Regions from separate parts of the Homo sapiens genome. Here region 1 is linked to region 2. The links are chromatin loops, found by intact Hi-C in ENCODE. Cell type or tissue: B cell. All regions are shown on one strand. Each heading gives the region's core, and the rest is flanking DNA. Links, peaks and the distances in the headings are about the cores only.

Region 1 (2,500 bases), core at 1-2,500, 1.7 Mb after region 2:
GACACAGAAAATAGATTGGAACTCTTGGAAATTCCAACTTGTTATTACAGATGCCTTTCTTCCATAGTCCAAAAGACAGCATTGTGCAAAGTATCACTTACAGATGCATTTACATCTAAACTTGCTGTATGCTTCACGGCAAGTTGGTGTCTTTCCACTTTCTCCTTGATGAAGACCTGCATCCAATATGAATTTAAAGAGGCTCTGTAAAGTAATTCGATAGCAGCAAATATGCTATTTAAAAATGAGTCAATCCAAGATATGTAAATCCAAGAAAGGTTTTAGACTGAAGCAGTTGTTTTATAAAATACACATGTCCAAAGACACTTTTTTAGTGGAGGCAACTTGCTGAAGAAGAATTTGAAAGGATCTTTTAACATTTATAAGCAGACCATTTGAAATTACCTAGAAAATAAGTAAGCTCCAAGAAGAACATACCTATGGCTATCCTATTTTTCGAAGGCAAAAATGGAGCTACAAAATTAAACAAAGGATGTATTTCATGTTTGAATTTGTAGAAAAAGTCTTAGAAAGGTATAATGAAAATAAATAAAATTACTAAATAAAATAACTATGAGATCCTAAGAATTTTGCCACCATCTTTGGGAATAACTAATGCTGATAAAGTAGAGACTAATACTTTGGTGCCAATTCCAACTCCTTGCACTGTACAAAGGGGGAAAAGTATCTTAATGCATAAGAAATTATGAGACAGCACAAATAAAAACCAATCTTTTATGCAGAAAGTTTCAATTAAAGTGAAATTCACATTTTAAATTACCAAATTATAACCGGAAAAGTTTGTAATGTTTTCAAAATGGTCTTTGCTAAACTACCTCTATCTAGCCTGGAGGCTAGAGATGGAACTTAACTATCCACTTAAATTATATATATGTATTTGTGCAAAGTTAAAACTTTAAATCTAATAAATTATTCGAATCAATTAAAACAAAGTCATTATTATTTGGAAAACTAAATCTTGGCCATGATGAATATCTTAATTATTTTGACATATGAAATATGCAATGTAATTTTTATGTGGGGTTACATTTGGAATTTTCCTACATTTCATATTTAGTAAATGGATTTATTATAAGAACAGTGATTTTTTTTAAAGAATGAATTTAATAAGTAACTAAGTTTTGAAATTTTGATTTACAGATCATTATTGCCATCTGCTGGTTACATAGTTTAATTGCATTTTTTAAAATTCCCAATTGTTTTACTAAAAGACAAAGGAAAAACTGAGGCAAGTTTTAGGTATCCATAACCGGATTAGAGATCTCTATGTAAGACAGATAATTTGCAGCCAGGTGCAGTGGCTCATACCTGTAATCCCAATACTTTGGGAGGCAGAGGCGGCATGAATGCTTGAGGCTAGGAGTTTTAGACCAGCCTGGGCAACATAGTGATACCCCATCTCTACAAAAATAAACAAATTAGCTGTGTGTGGTGGCCTGCACCTGTAGTCCTTGCTACTCAGGAGGCTGAGGCAGGAGGATACCTTGAGCCCAGGAGTTCAAGGTTTCAGTGAGCACCATCACACTTTAGCCTGTGTGACAGTGAGACCCTATCTTGAGAAAAAAAAAAAAAGCTAAATAATATGCAGCCGACACATGAAAAAATGCTCATCATCACTGGCCATTAGAGAAATGCAAATCAAAACCACAATGAGATACTATCTCACACCAGTTAGAATGGCGATCATTAAAAAGTCAGGAAACAACAGGTGCTGGAGAGGATGTGGAGAAATAGGAACACTTTTACACTATTGGTGGGACTGTAAACTAGTTCAACCATTGTGGAAGTCAGTGTGGCGATTCCTCAGGGATCTAGAAGTAGAAATACCATTTGACCCAGCCATCCCATTACTGGGTATATGCCCAAAGGATTATAAATCATGCTGCTATAAAGACACATGCACACATATGTTTATTGCGGCACAATTCACAATAGCAAAGACTTGGAACCAACCCAAATGTCCATCAATGATAGACTGGATTAAGAAAATGTGGCACATATACACCATGGAATACTCTGCAGCCATAAAAAATGATGAGTTCATGTCCTTTGTAGGGACATGGATGAAGCTGGAAACCAGCATTCTCAGCAAAGTGTCACAAGGACAAAAAATCAAACACCGCATGTTCTCACTCACAGGTGGGAATTGAACAATGAGAACACTTGGACACAGGAAGGGGAACATCACACACCGGGGCCTGTCGTGGGGTGGGGGGAGCGGGGAGGGATAGCATTAGGAGATATACCTAATGTAAATGTTGAGTTAATGGGTGCAGCACACCAACATGGCACATGTATACATATGTAACAAACCTGCACGTTGTGCACGTGTACCCTAGAACTTAAAGTATAATAAAAACATATATATATAAAAGCTAAATCATGAGGCATCTCTGTTTCAAAGATGATAAGATAATGCAAGAATATATTGCATAATTATATGGGCTGGAGAAAAAGCATAATTAATATGGGCTGGAGA
Region 2 (4,661 bases), core at 1,056-3,555:
TGAAATTTGCAAGGCTGTTTTTTTTTTTCAAAAGTGGAGACATTTTATTTGCCTTTCAGGAAAAACGAATCAAATTAATCAGCTAAAACACAGCACTGTAATTTGCAGTAAAAAATCAACACATTTTTGTAACTGGCTCGGGGAAGGAAAAACAGCCCAGTCTTTTCATGTAAACATAATAAGCCTGTAATATGCTGCAGACAAACGCACTGCATGGGGTGTGGAGGACCCGAGCTGATTAGATTACCACAACATCAGCCTGGGGCCGCCATTTTTAGAATCTGTAAAGGACAAAAGAGGGAAATTTCAGTTTTTACTCCCCATCTCAGAAATTGAAGGAAAAAAACAGACTATTTTCCAAATAGGTATTCATGTCTCCAGCCTCGAGTTGAATGCACCTCACTTAATTCTCTCCAAGGTCTCCAGAACTCCAAACACCTTACCTTATTCACATCTCTAAAAAGGGAACAAAATAGGCAAAACGAGGTTTACTCTAGAGCTAACTCTAGCGATTCCTCTTTGACTTTAAATTGTATCGTTCTTAAGACAGAGCCCAGCAAGGACGGATCTATACGGAACTAAGGCCAGTAGAAGAGAGCACTCTGGATTGTTTTTTTCTCACCCCCACCCCGTTTAGCACAGTGAACCGTTTGTTTCTCATCTGTGTCTGCTGCCATAGAATTTGTGCCAATCCCTTGGTCAAAATAAGCTTTTCTGAAATGAGCCATATTGTAGATCCTAAGGCTCCGGCACAGTAAAGGACGGCGGTAATGCAAAAGGAGTGGGGGAGGAGACTGAGAAGGCTGGGTACTGGGGTGACCACTTCAGGGGCGGGTTTACCCTCTCCAGGAGAGGATGAGGAGCTAGCTGTCTCGCTCTCCCACAAAGAGAGATGCCCAGGGCGTTCTTCTTACCCCCTTCGTATTCATGTGCACATTATACCAGAGACTGCCCGTCAAGAAATGGAAGAAGAAAATGGGGCCTATATGGCTTTTCAGCACCTGAACAAGACGCGGTTGAGAAAAGGGAGCGCTGGCAGCTCCTGGGACCACTTCGACACAAACCCTACTAACAGTCACAAGCCTCCGTCTTCACTCAAGCGGCCTTAACCCGCTGCCAATGAGGAGTGCGCCCCCTCCCTAACTCCCCCACTCTCAAGGGGGTTTAACTGCCAGTTACCCCTTTCCCAACCCTAAAACCCGCCATAATGCTCCATTTCTAGGGTCAGGGAGAAGAAAGAATAAATTCGATTTAAGCAAGCAACGTCTTGCGCCGGCAAAGACACCTGAGAGTCAACGTCGGCTCCCCCAGCTTAAGGATAAAGATGAGAGACCTCCCTCCCCCTTGAAACACAAGTACCCCAACCCCGCAAGCCCCAGGAACTCCCATGGAGACGACAGGCACTAACCTGTGATGTTCACACACGAGACACCCGAACCCCGTTATGTGCTCGACCCCCAAGGAGTCTCTCCGCACCTCCGCGAACAGGCGACCCCCCGACAGCAGCCACTGCGGACACAGGACCCGGCTCCACACACCCCCTCCCCAAACAGCAGCGCGCAGCCTCTTCACCAGGAACCGAGGAGTAGGGGAGGGGGCAGCCAGGCAGTCAACAGGAACGCAGAGACGACGGCGAGGCTGCTCGGAGTGTCTATGCCCACTCTGTTGCCGCTCCCGAACTCCGGCACGGTCTCCGACTCGGCCCCCTGCGCCCGCTCAGTGTCACTGCCTCTCGCTCTGGGAAAATGGCGGCGGCGGCGGCGGCGGCCGCGGCGGCGGCGGCGGCGGCGGCAAGTGCACGGGGTACGCCCGTCCCGCTCCGCAGGGGCAGAGGGGGAGGGGATGAAGCTGCCCGGCGCCATTTTGCTTGTGGGCTGCCGCCCGCCGTTGCCTCTCCGCGGAGGCTCGAAGATAGCAAACTGGAGGCGGTGAGGGGGACGGAATCTCTGTCTTTCTGACAACAGATGCATTCAACAATCCACCGAAGGTTTGAGGAAGTGTCGGTATTCGGTGGGACTGGTTCTTTCCCCCTTTCCCCCAGTGGCCCTCAAGTCTGGATATAGGTGAGCTTGGGCATGCCAGTATTGGGTGCACGAACAAGGACAGCAGGGCTTGGGAACGAACTCCCTCCCGTCACCCTCCGAAAGCGATACACCTTCTCCCCCTCCCAAACAACCCCAGTCCCGTCTCCCCGTTCCTCTCCCCCTCCTCCCCCAGCCCAGTCTGGCCTCCAGCGCTGGGTGAACCCGGTTGGGGTGTCACTCGACGCCCACTAGGGGCTGAGGAGGCTCCAGTGCGCAGGCTCCGGGCACCGGATAAAAGCGGAGCTGGCGAGTCTAGTGCTGTCTCGATGGAGGAGCAAGAAACGGAAGAGGTCGGGGGGAGAAGCAGCCGGAAAAATGCAGCCACCGTCAACGCCGCCTCCCTGCCACCGTGCTTCGGGGTAAAAAGCTGCCGTTGCCGTCGGTGCAGTTGCCGTCGCTGCCTCCTATACTTCTCTTGGCCTCGGGGAAGGATTTCCCCACCGGTGGGACAATGTGCGGGGAGGGGAGTGGGAATTCCTTTATATGGCGGTGATTAAACGAGGGAGGGACAGACAGTGATCTCGAAGAAAAAAGGGGGAGACCAAAGAATAAAAGAAGGGTTTCCCCACTAAAATGACACGGCGATTCCGGCTCTTGTTTTGGGGGTCTTTCCCCGAAATGGTTTCCGTCTTCCCCTTGCCCCGCAGCGACCCAGAGCGCTGGGGGAAGCGGAGTGGGGAGAGGCAGAGGCGGTCTCGGCAGCCAATCAGCGCCTGATGTGTCCTGTCGGGCGCGTCGTGGTTGGCTGGCGATGACCTCATCCTGCAGCAGCGGGTGGGGCCAAAGCCGTAGGGGGAGGCTGTTGCAAAGGTAGAGAGGGAGAAGTGACGATGGTGATCGTTGCTGCCGCGGCCGATATGGAACCCAAGCAGTGGCGAAGGGAATCGCAAGGCTCTTCCCTGACCATTTTCTACTGTCCCTGCGCGAGGTGAGGGCCCCGGCTCGGCCTCTGCAAAACTTTGGGGCGCTGGCGCGGAGGAGGAGACAGGATTTCTCCCGTGACTTTTGTAACTGCGTCAGGGCAAGATGGCGCTGGGTCTCTTTGGGGCGCGGGGGGAGAGGCACGTCCACCGCCGCAGCGCATGTGACCGGGCTGCATTCCTGTGGGGTTTGGCTCCGACCCAGGCCGGGGCGGGGGAGGGGACAGGGCTTGGGCGGAGGAGACTGTGGTGCGGTCGGCGTTGGCGGCCTGAAGAGGAAGAGATGACTGTTGGAAAGCGTTCCCCTCCCCCATACGGCAGAACAGCTGCGGCTCCCAGGGGAAAGCCCCCGCAGGACAGTCCTCGTGGGGTGTGACGGCTGTTGGTGGAGAAGGTTTGGCGCCCTATTTTCTTATCTGCCTTTCTCCCCGCAAAGTATACTTATGTAAGGTGGTAGTTCCCTGACGTGGGACTCGGAATCAACTAGGAGTCCTTGAGGGCCTCTGGGAGGCCTAGCGAGGGGTAGACCAGCTTCTGGGGGTACAACGTCAAGGAGGATCGATTACTTTCTGAGGAAACAGTTTCTCAGATTGAAATAGAAAAGTATTTCCAAAGTTTGGAAACAAATTTAAAGGTGTAAATAACACCCAGGAACACTTTAATTGCTTTGAAAAGGCATAAGCAGCCATCTGAATTTAAGGGCCCTTTTCAGACTCTTCCTTCCTCCTGTGATTCCTGTTCTTTATTTCAGTTTTCTGTCTGTACATCCCTTAAGAATATAGTTTTGTCGGTGGGATTCGCTCTTTTGTGCCCAGGCTGGAGTGCAGAGGCGAGATCTCGGCCCACTGCAACCTCCGCCTCCCCGGGTTCAGGCGAGTCTCCTGCCTCAGCCTCCCAGGTAGCTGGGATTACAGGCGCCCACAACCACACCCTGCTAATTTTTTCTATTTTTAGTAGAGACGGGGTTTCACCCCATTGACCAGGCTGGTCTCGAACTCTCGAGATCCGCCCGTCTCAGCTTCCCAAAGTGCTGGGATTATAGGCATGAGCCACCGCGCCGGGCCTGCTTTTTTTTTTTTTTTTTTTTTTTGCACTGGGCATTAGTAATACGGAATAAAAGCCGTGTTTTAAACTGTATTAAGTTGTAAGACTTTTCAGTACTTTCAAGTCTGCTTTCTTTCTGTTGCCCTTTTGTAGTTTTTAAAAATAAAAGATGCAATTATAAGCACTTCCGGTGAATATTATTCCTTAAGGTTCCTGCATCATCATGAAATTTGAAGCACTTTTATAGTAGTACAAACTATACTTTTAGCTTTTGAAATCTCGATAGGAGAAAATATCCAGCAGTTTTAGGGGCTATTTTGGCATATTCATTAAGGTAGACTAAGTTTGTTTTTCGTTTTTCCCACTTAGCCAAACTAGTTAAAGTAGTCAAAACTAGCAAATAATTTTTAAAGGGCTTCTCCTTTTGGGTGGTGTAGAGGGTGGGGAGTTATTCAACAAACACATTTGCAGCCAAAATCTGGCCTACTTCTTGGCAGAGCGCTTATACTTGGTGCTACGAGAAAATGATTGCTGGACCTGAAAAGAACCTGAGGTCAAGGTTGTGCTATTTCCTTAAGTCTTAGTTGTAGGCTCTTGGTAGTTTGAAAACAAG

The links. Peaks named below come from ENCODE experiments on the same cell type or tissue, not always from the same donor. Only the 100,000 strongest peaks of a DNase experiment are listed, where the experiment ranks them.
Region 1: it touches region 2 in a loop (28-fold over the local background); 2 of 110 quality-filtered maps call a loop at or near these places.

The regions. Positions count from the first base shown.
Region 1 is chr7:103,281,741-103,284,240 of GRCh38, reverse strand. No RefSeq gene overlaps it. Among named protein-coding and RNA genes, the nearest start is that of PMPCB, 14 kb to the left of the region's middle. In B cell, for the core only: CTCF peaks have their summits at 1,004 and 1,241; no DNase peak of the experiment used is centred there.
Region 2 is chr7:105,011,283-105,015,943 of GRCh38, reverse strand. It overlaps KMT2E (lysine methyltransferase 2E (inactive)), which reads right to left and starts at 1,739. Exons shown (of 27, transcript NM_182931.3): 1 at 1,409-1,739. It overlaps KMT2E-AS1 (KMT2E antisense RNA 1), which reads left to right and starts at 1,803. Exons shown (of 1, transcript NR_024586.1): 1 at 1,803-4,661. RefSeq lists enhancers at 1,420-1,649, 1,910-2,029, 2,350-2,399, 2,191-2,730, 2,820-3,189 and 1 more and silencers at 1,710-1,799, 2,150-2,199. In B cell, for the core only: CTCF peaks have their summits at 2,042 and 2,241; DNase peaks (open chromatin) are centred at 1,733, 2,303, 2,863, 3,063 and 1 weaker place; H3K4me3 peaks cover 2,500 bases; H3K27ac peaks cover 2,500 bases.